Linked DNA regions of Mus musculus: region 2 is linked to region 1. A link is a loop called in an ENCODE intact Hi-C map of the cell type or tissue named here. Cell type or tissue: left cerebral cortex. All regions are shown on one strand. Region 1 overlaps Tpk1 (thiamine pyrophosphokinase). Region 2 overlaps Tpk1 (thiamine pyrophosphokinase).

Region 1 (8,000 bases):
TGACAAGATTCAACACCCATTCATGATAAATGTCTTGGAAAGATCAGGAATTCAAGTCCCATACCTAAACATGATAAAAGCAATATACAGCAAACCAGTAGCCAACCTCAAAGTAAATGGAGAGAAGCTGGAAGCAATCCCTAAAATCAGGGACTAGACAAGGCTTCCCAGTTTCTCCCTATCTCTTCAACATAGTACTTGAAGTATTAGCCAGAACAATTCGACAACAAAAAGAGATCAAGGGGATATAAATTGGAAAAGAGGAAGTCAAAATATCACTTTTTGCAGATGATATGATAGTATATATAAGTGACCCTAAAAGTTCCACCAGAGAACTCCTAAACCTGATAAACAGCTTCGGTGAAGTAGCTGGATATAAAATTAACTCAAACAAGTCAATGGCCTTTCTCTACACAAAAAATAAACAGGCCGAGAAAGAAATTAGGGAAACAACACCCTTCTCAATAGTCACAAATAATATAAAATACCTTGGTGTGACTCTAACTAAGGAAGTGAAAGATCTGTATGATAAAAACTTCAAGTCTCTGAAGAAAGTAATTAAAGATCTCAGAAGATGGAAAGATCTCCCATGCTCATGGATTGGCAGGATCAACATTGTAAAAATGGCTATCTTGCCAAAAGCAATCTACAGATTCAATGCAATCCCCATCAAAATTCCAACTCAATTCTTCAACGAATTAGAAAGGGCAATCGGCAGATTCATCTGGAACAACAAAAAAACCAGGATAGCAAAAACTCTTCTCAAGGATAAAAGACCCTCTGGTGGAATCACCATGCCTGACCTAAAGCTTTACTACAGAGCAATTCTGATAAAAACTGCATGGTACTGGTATACTGACAGACAAGTAGACCAATGGAATAGAATTGAAGACCCAGAAATGAACCCACCCACCTATGGTCACTTGATCTTCAACAAGGGAGCTAACACCATCCAGTGGAAGAAAGACAGCATTTTCAACAAATGGTGCTGGTACAACTGGCAGTTATCATGTAGAAGAATGTGAATCGATCCATACCTATCTCCTTGTACTAAGGTCAAATCTAAGTGGATCAAGGAACTTCACATAAAACCAGAGACACTGAAACTTATAGAGGAGAAAGTGGGGAAAAGCCTTGAAGATGGGGGCACAGGGGAAAAAATCCTGAACATAACAGCAATGGCTTGTGCTGTAAGATCAAGAATTGACAAATGGGACCTCATGAAACTCCAAAGCTTCTGCAAGGCAAAAGACACCGTCAATAAGACAAAAAGACCACCAACAGATTGGGAAAGGATCTTTACCTATCCTAAATCAGATAGGGGACTAATATCCAACATATATAAAGAACTCAAGAAGGTGGACTTCAGAAAATCAAATAACCCCATTAAAAAATGGGGCTCAGAACTGAACAAAGAATTCTCATCTGAGGAATACCGAATGGCAGAGAAGCACCTGAAAAAAAGTTCAACATCCTTAATCATCAGGGAAATGCAAATCAAAACAACCCTGAGATTCCACCTCACACCAGTCAGAATGGCTAAGATTAAAAATTCAGGTGCCAGCAGATGCTGGCCAGGATGTGGAGAAAGAAGAACACTCCTCCATTGTTGGTGGGATTGCAAGATTGTACAACCACTCTGGAAATCAGTCTGGCGGTTCCTCAGAAAATTGGACATAGTACTACCGGAGGATCCATCAATACCTCTCCTGGGCATATATCCAGCAGATGTCCCAACCGGTAAGAAGGACACATGCTCCACTATGTTCATAGCAGCCTTATTTATAATAGCCAGAAGCTGGAAAGAACCCAGATGCCCCTCAACAGAGGAATGGATACAGAAAATGTGGTACATTTACACAATGGAGTACTACTCAGCTATTAAAAAGAATGAATTTATGAAATTCCTAGCCAAATCGATGGACCTGGAGGGCATCATCCTGAGTGAGGTAACACATTCACAAAGGAACTCACACAATATGTAATCACTGATAAGTGGATATTAGCCCAAAACCTAGGAAACCCAAGATATAAGATACAATTTGCTAAACACATGAAACTCAAGAAGAATGAAGACTGAAGTGTGGACACTATGCCCCTCCTTAGAATTGGGAACAAAACACCCATGGAAGGAGTTACATAGACAAAGTTTGGAGCGGAGCCGAAAGGATGGACCATCTAGAGACTGCCATATCCAGGGATCCACCCCATAATCAGCTTCCAAATGCTGACACCATTGCATACACTAGCAAGATTTTATTGAAAGGACCCAAATGTAGCTGTCTCTTGTGAGACTATGCCGGGGCCTAGCAAACACAGAAGTGGATGCTCACAGTCAGCTATTGGATGGATCACAGGGCTCCCAATGGAGGAGCTAGAGAAAGTACCCAAGGAGCTAAAGGGATCTGCAACCCTATAGGTGGAACAACATTATGAACTAACCAGTACCCCAGAGCTCTTGACTCTAGCTGCATATGTATCAAAAGATGGCCTAGTCGGCCATCACTGGAAAGAGAGGCCCATTGGACACACATACTGTATATGCCCCAGTACAGGGGAACGCCAGGGCCAAAATATGGGAATGGATGGGTAGGGAAGTGGGGGGGAGGGTATGGGGGACTTTTGGGATAGCATTGGAAATGTAATTGAGGAAAATATGTAATAAAAATATTAAAAAAAAAGAAAATGTGAACAAAGGAGAAAAACTCCTCAGTTGCTGGTATGATTGCAAACTTGTACAATCACTACAGAAATCAATCTGGATGTTCCTCAGAAAATTGGAAATAGATCCACCTAAAAAGTCAGCTATACCACTCTTGGGCATATACACAAAAGATGCCCTGCCAGGGGCACATCATCTACTATGTTCATAGAAGCCTTATTTGTGATAGCTAGAAGTGGGAAAAAGCCCCAGAAGTCCCACAGACGAAGCATGGATACAGAAAATGCAGTTCATTTGTACAATGCAATACTACTCAGCTATTAAGAATGAGGACACCATGAGCTGTGCAGGCTAATGGATGGAACTAGAAACTTTTCATCCTGATTGAGTTATGTCAGACTGAATGTACTTACTAACAAGTAGATATCAGACAAAACATACAGAATACCCAGGATAAAATCCACAGAACTCAAGAAGGTTAACAAGCCAAAGAAAGGGCCCAAATATGGATGCTTCAATCCCGCTTGAGAGGGAGAAGAAAGCAGAGGGCAGTGGGAGGGAGGGAATTAGGTGGCAAAGGGAAGAAGGGACAGGCAAAAAGGGGAACATGATCAAGTACTGAGAGCCAGCAGAATGAATGGAAATATACAACTTCAGTACGGGGGCAGTTAAGGGAACCCTTTAGAATGTACCAGAGACCTGGGAGGTGAGAGACTCTCAGGACTCAAAGGGAGGGATCTTAGATGAACTGCCCAACAGTGGGGAGAAAGAACTTGTAGAATCCACCTCCAGTAGAAAGACAGGGCATCAAGTAGAGAGATGGGGTTGCTATCCCACAGTCAAAAACTCTGGCCAGAATTGTTTCTGTTTAAAAGAATGGCAGAGAGAAAAATGGAGAAGACAGTGAGGGAAAGAAGGTTCAGTGACCAGCCCAAATTTGGACACATCTCAAAGATAGGCCTCAAGACCTGACACTATTAGTGATGCTATGAGATCCCAAGGCCTGACAATATTAGTGATGCTATGATGCACTTATACACAGGAGCCTAGCATGGCTGCCCTCCAAGAATTTAAACAAGCATCTAACTGAGACAGAAGAAGATACTTATATCCAAACAATGGTCTGAAGCCAGGGACCCCTGTGGTTGAATTAGAGAAAGGCTTGAAGAAGTTGGGAAGATGGAGACCCCATAGGAAGATCAGCAGTCTCCACAAACCTGGAAATCCCAAGATCTCTCAGACATTAAGTCACCAACCAGGCAGTATACAATAGCTGGTCCAAGGCCCCATGGCATATATAAAACAGAGTACTGCCTCAATGATAGAAAAGGTACCTAACCCTTGAGAGACCTGAGGCCCCAGGAATTGGGGAGGCATGGCAGTGTGTGGGGGCTTATGGGGGCGTGGGGACATTGTTTTAGAGATGGGGAGGAGCAGGAGGAATGGGATGAGGAACTGTAATAGGAAAGAATGGGAGGGGGGAAATGACTGAACTGTAAAAAAGATTAAAGGTAATCTTTTTGAAGAAGAAAAAGAAGGAGGAGGAGGAGGAGGAGGCGGAGGAGGAGGAGAAGGAGAAAATAGTAGCACAGAGAGAGAAAAAAAAGAACATAATTTTATCAGAACTGTTATATAGAGACAGGTCACACAGAGAGAAAAGACTAGACATAGGTTAAGATAGAATGAGCCAGAATGAGAAGGAGCCAGAAATTAGAACAGATTGTCAGACTTGAGGTTAAACAGAGCAAAAGGTCAGAGGACAAAAAAGGAAGCCAGACTGAATCAGTCAACTTGGGGAGGAGTTTTATCCAGAGCAACTGAGTTGACCAGCAAGCCAGAGTTCAGAAAGAACTAGAAAGAGCAAACTCATTCAGCAATATGCCTCAGGGCTGAAAACAGTATGGGCCTAGATAAGAAGCTAGAAGCTTATAGGTTTAGCAGACTGAGGCAGTAACCCTTGGACACAAGAATTACATCAGGCAAATAAATGTTACTATTACAAGGACTTTTTTCCAACCATCTCCAGAGAGACTAGGATGCCCATGGTGAAGGGATTGGAAGAGTGAAGATATTCATGGGTAATGATGCCTACTTACCTAGTACATTTAGACAGCAAGACTTAAGTAACCAAAAATGCAAATCCTATGCAAGGAAAAGGAGATGATAGTATTTCTGGATCACGAGAAGCACTGCTTTCTTTTTGAGAAACTAGATGAATGGGCATAGCGACTAGAAGAAATCTTGGATTCCAGGACAGACTGCCTCTTTATCAATGTCCTACTTCCACCAACTCCTAGCTGTACTACCTGATGTAAGTGATTCAGCATCTTTTCTTATTTTCTATATGGTACAGTAATATTTCTATTAAGTTGCTGCACAAACTAAATGAATTTTTAGATGGAAGTACATGCAAATTGGTATACTGTAATACCTTAAAGTGTGTTGTTACTATCTTAGTTAGCTGTATTTTAGAGCAGTTTCACCTACACTCTTGACTAATTTTAGAGTAGGTTTGGCTTACATCGAAATTAAAAATTACTGTCTATGTGTTCTGACACTGGTTATGCACAGCATTCTCCACTGTTAGCATCCTCCACAGAGTGGCACATTTTTTATAGCTGAATAGAGACACATGTCCTTGTTGCCCAAAGTCCATAGTTTACCCGAGCATTCATTGTCAGTGTTGTAAACTCTATGAGTTTGGCCCAATATGTATAACTATATTCATCATCATATCATATGGTGTATTTTTAATGCCCTAAAATTTCTTTTTAGATATGTTATTTTTCCCCATGGGTTTTAAAAACAAGAGTAGGAGTATATACCTTTCATGAAAAGTTTCTGAAACAATCAAAGATGCTTAGCAGCATCCAGGTACAATTTTAGCCTAGTTAGAAACCAATACAGAAGAGCAGGTGCTGTTGAGTTGTAGGTAGACATTTTGGGGCAAAATACATTTTAAAATATTAAGGTAAATTTCTACCTCTTTCAGATTTATTTAAGGTAACTCCCTTGTGGGTTTCCAGAGAAACTCACATAATCTCATGTCTTTTTTACATGAAATATTATATAAGACCTTGCCACTCTAGTTTTAAAAGAAGGCTTAGTTCCTGCTTCTACATTGACAGCCTTCTATTTACTAGGGATGCCAAGATGAATGGACACAGATGTGAGGATTCACTAGGTCACCATGTTAGCAGGAATAAAGAGGAAAGTCCAGATTGAATTGTTTCTATCAAGCTCTGCAAACAAGTACGAAAGAAGAAAGAAACAAAACCTCTGGAAGGTGAGCAGACAGGGAGCCCAAGCGAGTAGGTTCCTTCTACCAGTGATTCAGGAAAGAGAGAGTGCCAGAGACCCTTGAGAATAGTGTGTGAAATACAAGAGGATTGAGGAGGGCAGGCATGCATTGAGGGGTCATGGGGATCTCACTTGGTAGGGCCTGTGATTAAAGAGCAAAGGCTCTTCCTTCCTAAATACCTTAAGGATATTAAATCACTTCAAACAGTTTCAAAAAATATACATGCAATCAATTCAATTTGAAAGAGCTATGATTGAGGCAAATGCAGGAATTAAGGTACATTCAAGAGATAGTTTCACATGATGTTCCCCTGGCAGCCTCTTCCCCTTGTAAGATGCTAATAAAGGTTAGGCAGCCAGTTCAGAGAATGTAAAGGAAAGAGCCTGTCACTCACTGTCAATGGAAACTGTCTGTCTGTAATTCCCTCAGATACAGCTTCATATCACATCATATGCTAATTAGTCTTCCTTCCTAAGCCTACAGACTTGCTGAGCTCAGAATTTGTTTGCTTTATTTTGTTTCTAGTTTTTTAAAAAAAATTCAAGTGAATGGAGGTGGCCTTTCAATGTTTTATATTCACTTTCCTTACATAATAAACAATTATGTTAGCTTGAAAGTTTTTAACAGTTCAGTTTGGTATGTTCTTTAAATTACTTAATTTTAAAATATCTATATTTTATTAGCATGTGGGTAGGAGGTCTGAACAAAAGACACTAGTAAAGGTGAACATAATAATATTCATGAGATCTAAGTAGATCAGGGTAGACATTTTTAACAGGAGACATTCAATGAAATTTAAATAGAACTGAACCCATGGCTTCATCAAATTCAAAAGATATTCTAAAGGATTCTGACTGCGAATTAAAAAAAATTCATAAACTATATACTTAGAGATATGAACAGACAAGAAATATTTTTAAAGCAGCATTTATGAGAAACAACAGACATGCTCATAGGACAATACCTTTTGAAAGGAAAAGAAAGATTGGGCCAGAATTCTAGTCTTTGTAGAGCATCGATGCACCCTGATCACTGTTCCATCATTAGTGTAAACACCTAAGGAAATCAGAGGCATGGAACAGGATTTGATTTTTTTTTCCCCACATGTAGTAGTGAGACACTCAGTGGTGTAATAACTTATTTTTACAGTTCAAGAAAAACTCTATTATCTATAAAAAACTAAATAAATGCTATTAACATCCAAAATTGTTATTTATTTAAAACACGCATGTACCTATCCACCCATCTTACTGACCACTTTAACACTTGGGATCAGTGCCCTCATTCTTAAACTGCAATTAAAATTCAAAGCATTATTCAATATCAGTAATTCACTTATGAAACAATAAAATGTCTATTCATATGACACCTGCAAGCCAGTTTTTAATGATTTTCACTGAGAAAATTCTATGTAAGCCCAAATACCATTTTTAGCTGTAGTAAACACAGTGAGGTGGCTGTGACATGGGGTAACACAAGAAAACATTATCTATAGAAAGAAAAATTGCTTTTAAAAATTTTGATCTTCTTTGTTGAAAACAGGCTTTAAAACTTAGTATGTGGCTTCAATAATATTATATGACAATAAGATTTAATCAGAAAACATTTGTTTAATAAGTCATTCCTAAATAATCCATTCAATTTGCTCACACTCATCAGATGTCCCAACTAAGAAAATGTCAGGACACCATGGAAGGCAAGAAGAAGAGCCTAGGCATCGCTCTTGGCCTCTAGTTATATTTCTGCAGCTGCCAGGTGGCCTGTAACCTTAACACAGAGTAGAAAACAGGTGGTCCATGGCACAGCCTTTCTGCTGCCTTCATTCAGCTTTACACTGCAGTTGGAACAGCTCCTCAGTCAGATCTTTGCCTTTATAATTATAGTACTACACAGTCCTTAGATAGCATGATAAAATTGTGGATGTTCTTTTCGGAACAAAATTAGAGAGGAGATTTCGAGTCCCGTGTCTGACTAATAACTAGTGGTGCTGCTCTTCTATCTAGAGGATTTCCTTTGTGGTTCAGAATTTCCAAAGTC
Region 2 (8,000 bases), 130 kb after region 1:
TGGAAAGACAAGTTGTAAGACATCTCAATACTATACACCTAATAAAGGGGGAAGGAAATTAACTTTCAGAGTTCCGTAGTGAAAAAGCAAGGAATCTAAAGGACAGGAACATAACATACATTTCCCTAGAGAACACAAAGATGAAGAATCAGCACTCACAAACAATGCTACTGTTGGTTAACAGGAAATTCTAATCAAAATCACATTATCATTATACACCTTTCAGAATGTTTAAAATAAATGTGGTGACATATCAACTAATGGAAAGGCACAGAGGAACTAAGCACTCACTTACCACTGAGAATGGCCACTCTAGAGAAATATGACAGATCTATTAATAGTTAACCATGCAGCTACTACACAACACGGAAACTACACTTCTGGGCACTTACTCAGTGGAAATATAGACGTATGCACACAACATTTACAGCAACTCTATTTCTAAAAATTCCAAACTAGAAGAAACAAGCCAGTGTTCACGAAGGGGTAGTTGGTTACACTGCCATATCCCTACCATACATACTCAGCAATAAAAAAATAAAATAAAATAATAAGAAAAAGTGAGATACTGATATGCTAGACAACTGGGAGGATTCTGGATTGATACAGGAAATCTCAAATCACATTCTTTATGTGGTCCTATTCAGACAAAATCGTTGAACTTAAAACATGGGTGTGGAGGAAAAGGAGATGTGAGTCCATGAAAGGAACCACAGTTGCCTATGGTGATGGAACATTTCTGTATCATGAATGTAGGGAAGTTGACACAAACACATATATGGGCTAAAAACTGCCGGACAGGATCAAAAACGTAACCCAGCTTGTCTTGGGATTTCTACTGCTGTGATAAGGTACCATGACAAAATTGACTTAAGAAGGAGGGAGTTCATTTCATATTACACTTACAGGTCACCGTCCATCACTAAGAGAAGTCAGAGCAAGAACTCAAGGAACTGGAGAAGAGGACATGGAGGAGCAAGGTTCCCTGACTTTAATGACACCCAGGACCACAAGCCCAGAGATGACACTGTCCATAATAGGCTGGGCTTGACCTCTTTAATCACAGTCACAAAGATGTGTCGCAGGCTTGCCAACAGGACAGTCTGTTGAGGGCTTTTTTTTTTTTCAGCTAAGGTTTCTTCTTCCCAAATGACTCTAACTTGTACCAAATTAGCATGAAACTAACTAGCACACAGCTCTATGTTCTTCACTAGAAAAATAACTAAAACCTAAAAACCCAACATTTGCAAGTAAAAAAATACAAAAATACATGAATTGGAAAATAGTACTTAGCAGTTAATGCAGCTTTAATACCAGCAGGGACTGGAGAGATGGCTCAGCAGTTACCAGCACAGGCTGCTCTTGTAGGGGATTTGGGTTCCCAACACTCACATGGAGGCTCACAACTGTCTGTAATTACAATCCCAAGGAATTCGATGGCCTCTGTGGCCTCCACAGTAACTGTACACACATGGATCACAGACATAAATGCAAGAAATATACCGATATATATTTTTTAAATTAAAAAAAAAATAGGCAGGCGAATTTCTGAGTTTGAGGCCAGCCTGGTCTACAGAGTGAGTTCCAGGACAGCCAGGGCTATAGAGAAACCCTGTCTCAAAAAACCAAAAAAAAAAAAAAAAAAAAAGATGACGACAACAAACCGCATTGAGATTCCATCTTGCCACAGGCAGACTGGCTATCATAAAGAGAAAAAAAAAACCTGATGAGAAATCAATATGGAGGTTCCTCAAAAAACTAAAAGAGGCCGGACAGTGGTGGCGCACACCTTTAATCCCAGCACTCGGGAGGCAGAGGCAGGTGGATTTCTGAGTTCTAGGCCAGCCTGGTCTACAGAGTGAGTTCCAAGCCAGCCTGGGCTATACAGAGAAACCCTGTCTCAAAAAACAAAAAAAAGAAAAAAACAAAAAAAAAGAAAAGAAAGAAAAAAGAATAGCTTGTTGAAGTTAGTCTTAATGGATATAACTTGATATCCTCATTCAAAAATAAAGTATTATAAGGGCTTGGAAAGATTATCTAGTGATGTAGAGAACACAGTGCCTTCACTGAGGTCTAAGTTTGATTCCTAGCAGCCATGTGTGGCAGCTCACAACCACCTATAACTCCAGCTCCAGGGATCCAATGCCTCTGGTCCCTTAGTTATCCCTGCTTACATGCACTCACACACACATAATTAAAAATAAAACAAATCTTTTAAAAATGGGTATAATAGAAATATATGCTAAGTAACTATTGTGATATTTCCACAATCCTTAAAATGTTCAGATCCAATATTAAGTTTTCAGATACTATTAATGGACTAACTGATGGGCGGTATTCCTAGAATTTTCTAACAATACACATCTCTAATAATGCCTATATGGAGGACCCTTGCCAAACATTTACCACCAGGATTCCACCAGAGCCCCAAGGTAAATAAAATGAATAAATATGCTGTTAGCTAATATCCCTTTCCAATATATCCCTTTCGCAAAAATATACAAATCAACACAAAGGGGATATTTTATTGAGACATCCAAACTCACTTTCATTAAAATGGGCTGGGGAGTCATAATGGTTATAATCAAGAGAACACATTCTGAGAAGAATAAGGAAAAAGAAAACACTTTGTGCCGGCGGAAGGAAAACTGTGGAGCCACCAGGCAATCAGTGTAGAGACTCCTACAAAACAACTCATGCAAGCTCACACTAGTTTTCTAACAGAAATAAAATTCAATTGCAAGTAAGTACAAAATACAAAATTCATCACTTGAATTTTATGCTCTTGTCAAGAAGAGAATTATAGTCCTAAAAAGGAAGTTTAAAAGTAAATGACTAATATTATTTTAGGAACAGGAACTAAAACTTGATGTGACCCACAAGCATATACAAAAATACCAGCTAAAAGATAAAGCTCCAAAACCCACAGCCTGCACACTGAATATTCTTAATTTATCACAAATCCTCACATAAAATAGAGCTCCCAGGCTGATGGAATATTCTGTAACTTGCAAATTCAATTATATGCTAATAGCTCTGTAAGAAGCCAATCAAACACTGGCTAGCACACTGATTCTACATGCAGTTCAATGTAGATGCAGTTCTTGTTAGAACTCTGCATATAGTTCATTGTACATGTGACAGTTATCAGATAATCAGGAGCCAAATATAAAAACACTGACCCCATATTTTTTAAATGGGAAGAACAGAGTAATTTTTTTGACTAACATTACATTTTGAAGCCATCTCTACCCCAGGCCTCAGGGGTAGACATCCGGTCTCTTTCCATCTCTCCTACAGCATTCTGGACAGGGCGACTGGTCAGTGTTCTGCCTTCAGTAAATGCCTGCAACCTAAACAGCCCAGAACAACCTCAGGACTCTGACTTCAACACGTCGTCCATAAGAGATTTCTGTTAGCTCCTGTGCCATGGTCCCGTGGTTCACTGGAACCCAATTATAATTTTACAAAAACAACTCATTTTAACAAGCTGATCTCTACTGTTCTCAATAAAGCCGTCCTTTTTACACATTGTAGTTTTAATTTTCTGGTACTTCTGAATTTTTCCAGTTCATAAGTAAATCAAACACATTCTTATAGTAGATAAACACCCAACAATGTGCTATTTCCTGTGTGTCAATAAATCCTCTGAATATGCAGAAAACTAATAACTCATTACTTTAGAAGTTCTAGTTTATGACAAATAGATTTAAGCCTCTTTTTCTCTCAATAAAGTGTAGTTTTAGTTATAAAACCAAGACTCACAGTGTTGCTTCATGCTCCTGCCTACTTAGCTGACTGAAAAGAACAAAGGTAGGAACATTCAAGAACACGACCTAAGTTCTCCCATATACTAGAAGTGGTTAAGAGTGCTTCCTGCTCTTCCAGAGGACCCAAGTTCAGTTCTCAGCTCCCACATCAGGCAGCCCACAAGAATCCAATAGTGGCCTCTGCCATTCAAGCACACAACATCAACAAATGCTGCCTGAACTATCTCAGCTCAGATTTGAAAATGCTATATACCATGAGTTACAATGACTTTATTACACAAGAAGTTTTCTGTTCTTATACAAAACAGTGTAATAAAAGAAAATAGGACTTTTAATATTGTTCTACTATCAGTCCTTGGCAAGTAAGTATCAAATTAGTACATCTTTTGATAATATTGCATTAGATTTGATTTTAAATTTTGCTGTTTGAGTTGCTGACATTAGTTTCATGAATGTCATACTGGGTCACAAGATTCCATAACAGGTGAAGCCAGCCAACCTGAGGTCAATGCCCAGGACCCACGTTGTGGAAGGAGAGAACTGACTCCTGCAAGCTGTCCTCTGACCTTCAAAAGTGTACACAGTACACACACACACACACACACACACACACATACACACACACACACACACCAATTCCTGCTCAGACTGACTACCTCATTTCTCTCTACACATTATAGAAAAAAAGTCTCAAAAAAAAAATCTTTGAGCTCCATTGTAATTGTTTAGATCTATCGCAGTGAGGCTTTGAGTCGCACCCAAGGAAAACACATCCAAATCTTCAATGACTCGAGTTTAAATGTGCAGGCTGCCTTTTAGGCATCATCTGAAATAACCATAAACAGCAGTGAACCCTGTTCACCCGCCCTCGCTGTACTTCCTTTATCTGGATCCCATCTGTGCACTCCTACAGTCTTCCTCCAGCTGCACTGGTGAATTCTTCACTCTCTTTTTTCCTGGTTCCTTGTTTTTTGCTCTAATCTCTTAATCTCAGAGTAGCCCAGGGTTTAATACTTGATTCTCAAATTTTACATAAAAATCAACCAGGCATTCAAATAAGAGCCCAATCTTTTAAAGCAAACATTGCAGCAAACGCTTAAAAGTCAAGAATTTTCTGTAACTGTTTTAGTGCATTTCATTTCTCTGTGACATATGCAACTACAGACTAGCATACTAATAACTTCCATGACAGCACCTATTCTTCCTTGTTGCAGAAAAATCTTTTCATTCCACACTTTTTGCAAACACTCCTGAGTGTCTTATAGCAATCATCATGTTAACTGATTACTCCTCTGTCTTGGATCAGGAAGGCTAGATGCTGGCTCAATACTGTTCCAACCAATACTCAATGTGGTACCTAGAACAAATTAGTAGCAATTTAAAAACAAAACAAACAAACAAAAAAGATAAATAAAGGCTAGAGAGATGGCTTAGCAGTTAAAAGCACTGGTTCTCCAGAGGAAAAGAGTTCTATTCCCAGCACCCACATGGCAGCTTACAACCATCTGCAACTCCAGTTCCAGAGGATCCAATGCCTTCTGTGGGTGCCCCGGGTACTACAAATGGTACATACAGACTTATATGCAGGCAAAATAAACATACACATAAAATAAAATTGTAATTAAAAGAAAATCCAAATCCAACCTAACTGTACTGGAGTATGTGGGATGGAGGGCACATCAGAAGGATGTTCTAGCACTCATCTGTACTGGGCAGAGGGAAGGGAACTACTTGTGTTTAGAGTTACACTGAGATTCCTCGACAAGTAACATGTTTACCACATAGATTTAGGAAATAAAATAATTGTTAAAATATTCATAAATAAGCTAGCTACTATAGAAGCAGCTTAGCAAACTGTACACTCATACATACTATCACCAAGGGTCTGAATGTAGAACTAGATGTAAATCCCCAGAGCTGACCACAGGGCTACTGTGGACTGATATACCTGGGTTTATACCTTGAAGCTTTGTAGGTTCCTATATACAAATCCGGAATAAATCACAGAACTCTTGGGAAAATGGTGTGGTTCGTTGGACTTAATTGTTTTAACTGGCAAACTTTCTCTACTTTTGAGCAAATATTTGTGGACTGAACAGGACAATGATGGGTACCAGGAGTAAAGGTTATACCTTCAAACATGAGCCATTTGCTCCGGCTGATAAATCAGACAGCTGCTCCACACCACATTCCATAGAGTTTTCATAGGTAGCTCATTTCCTGCTGCAGTATTAAAGCCTCCTGCAGCTGCACACAACATCAGTCCCACCTTCTCTTCCTCTTCACAGAAAGATGGGAACTGACGCTCTATGTAAGGCTTGTTCGTGTCAGCAAATAATCTGCCCTCTTCACATACGCTGCTGGCCTCTGTAGTAACCTCTCACATAAGACGACATCTTATTACACATAATCATTGTACTACAATATGCAACTTAAAAAATGCTAGTCTGTGTTTTGAAAGTCTTCTCAAGCTAATATATTCATTTCCCAACCATTCATAGATTAAACTATATTTCTAAGTTAAGAGGAAAAAAATCACCAAGTTGTACCAGCCCTTTTGATTACAAAATCCAATTTACATTTTACTATAATCCTTACCAATCAGCATTATGCAAATTGTGACATAACTGAATGCTGCATAAAAATCTCAATTATTCGTAATAAAATTTTTTAAAAAAAGAGTGTTTCGAAGTTCAATTTTACTAATAAGATTATTGCACTTTAACTTAATAAAAAGAAAATACTTTTAAACTAATCCCACAACATGAGTTGTATATATTGAGTATCAGTATAATATTCCTAAATTAACATCAAATTCAAGAAATGGATAACTGCCCAGATTCTATTGCCTCAACAAGTCGTGCAAGTTTGTGCTTTTGAATTTGTTTGTTAATAAACAACCAATTATATTTATGCAAGGCTCTTTTTAAAGCAACGTTTTACAGTAATGAAAATTCTGACTATATAAGATAAATGGTAGGCTGGTATTTACCCTTGTGGTTATGACAGCCTATTAAAGCAATTTATCCTCTTGCAATTTAAGTTTCACCTCCATGCTTCTTAGTTAAGTATGCAACAAAATGCAAACTAGATTCTACAGAAATATATATAAATACTCAGTGGAAGTTCCAAATAAAAGTATTTTCCTACAAAATTACAGTCATTTATTTATATTTAGTCTGCAGAAGCAGTAGAAAAGTACTTACTTTTCCCTGTATATTTTCATAAAGTTTCACATTATAAAAATAAGACTTCAATTTGGATGCTGAAATCACTGAAAATCTCCAGAATTGCATTCAAGTCTTTTTCACTAATAATACATCTTTGCATGTAATTTTAGAGGGTGTGAAGGCTTTTTGGTGTATTGCAAAGATTTTGTCACTTTTCTCACTCTCATACTGTTTTTCAAGAAGCTTCCTCAATGATGACTGTCCAGACTTTCTTCTGTATCTGTAATTATATAAGCGAAGTACTCAGTACTGTTGCTTTAAATTCACATTCTGTCTGCTGTTACTTCTCACCCACAGAAGCAGCTCTGTAGTCTAGAGCCAATTGGTCTACCAGCCTGACTTCCTCAGGTGACAGCCACTGAAGGATATATTTTATCAAACTTCCTTCACTACTCTTCAGGAAAAACACATTTGATTTCTTCATCACCCACAAGCCAAACTCTCCAGCATTGCTAGTCAGCCACCACAAGCAGAACACAGACATGTTTCATCAGCCAGCACATGGTTCCTGACCTCTATACTACTAGACAGAGCAAGGCAGAGTCACAGGCATCTTGGGTAGAAATCAGTATCATCTATTTAGTCTTCCATGAACTTCAAATCTGTGATTTCTCTCAAAGAGTGTAAATGAGGATTATGCATAAAAACTCATCAGGAAGAACATAAAATGGAAGACTAGCAAGAGGAAGATCTTTATATAAAGACACATGCTTGCAGAAAGGATCTAGATAAAAATGATAGTTCATAAACTAGATGACACTTTTGATCTGAAACTAATGTCCTGGCATCTAGAGCCAAATTACACTCAGAATAAACCAGGATAAAGCCACTGCTCTAGACAAACCTGCGGGCTCTGCTATAACTCTTTAAACAATACAACCAGAGCTATTTCTCTGTTTACAACACAGATACCTTGACATTATCAGAACTGCCAGATTACAAGGTGGAAACCCTTCACCACCAGAAAACATGTTAGATGGAAAACCACAAAACCTTTCAT

Evidence for each region. Hi-C counts contacts between places; a loop is a spot of excess contacts. Peaks named below come from ENCODE experiments on the same cell type or tissue, not always from the same donor. Only the 100,000 strongest peaks of a DNase experiment are listed, where the experiment ranks them.
Region 2: it touches region 1 in a loop (5-fold over the local background); 2 of 42 quality-filtered maps call a loop at or near these places.

The regions. Positions count from the first base shown.
Region 1 is chr6:43,512,234-43,520,233 of GRCm38, forward strand. The region is part of intron 5 of Tpk1 (thiamine pyrophosphokinase); the gene reads right to left. Among named protein-coding and RNA genes, the nearest start is that of 9430018G01Rik, 74 kb to the left of the region's middle. In left cerebral cortex, no CTCF peak of the experiment used is centred here; DNase peaks (open chromatin) are centred at 4,818 and 5,187; H3K27ac peaks cover 517 bases.
Region 2 is chr6:43,637,933-43,645,932 of GRCm38, forward strand. All of the region lies in intron 2 of Tpk1 (thiamine pyrophosphokinase), which reads right to left. Among named protein-coding and RNA genes, the nearest start is that of Tpk1, 24 kb to the right of the region's middle. In left cerebral cortex, no CTCF peak of the experiment used is centred here; DNase peaks (open chromatin) are centred at 2,651, 3,904, 4,647 and 7,344; H3K27ac peaks cover 2,090 bases.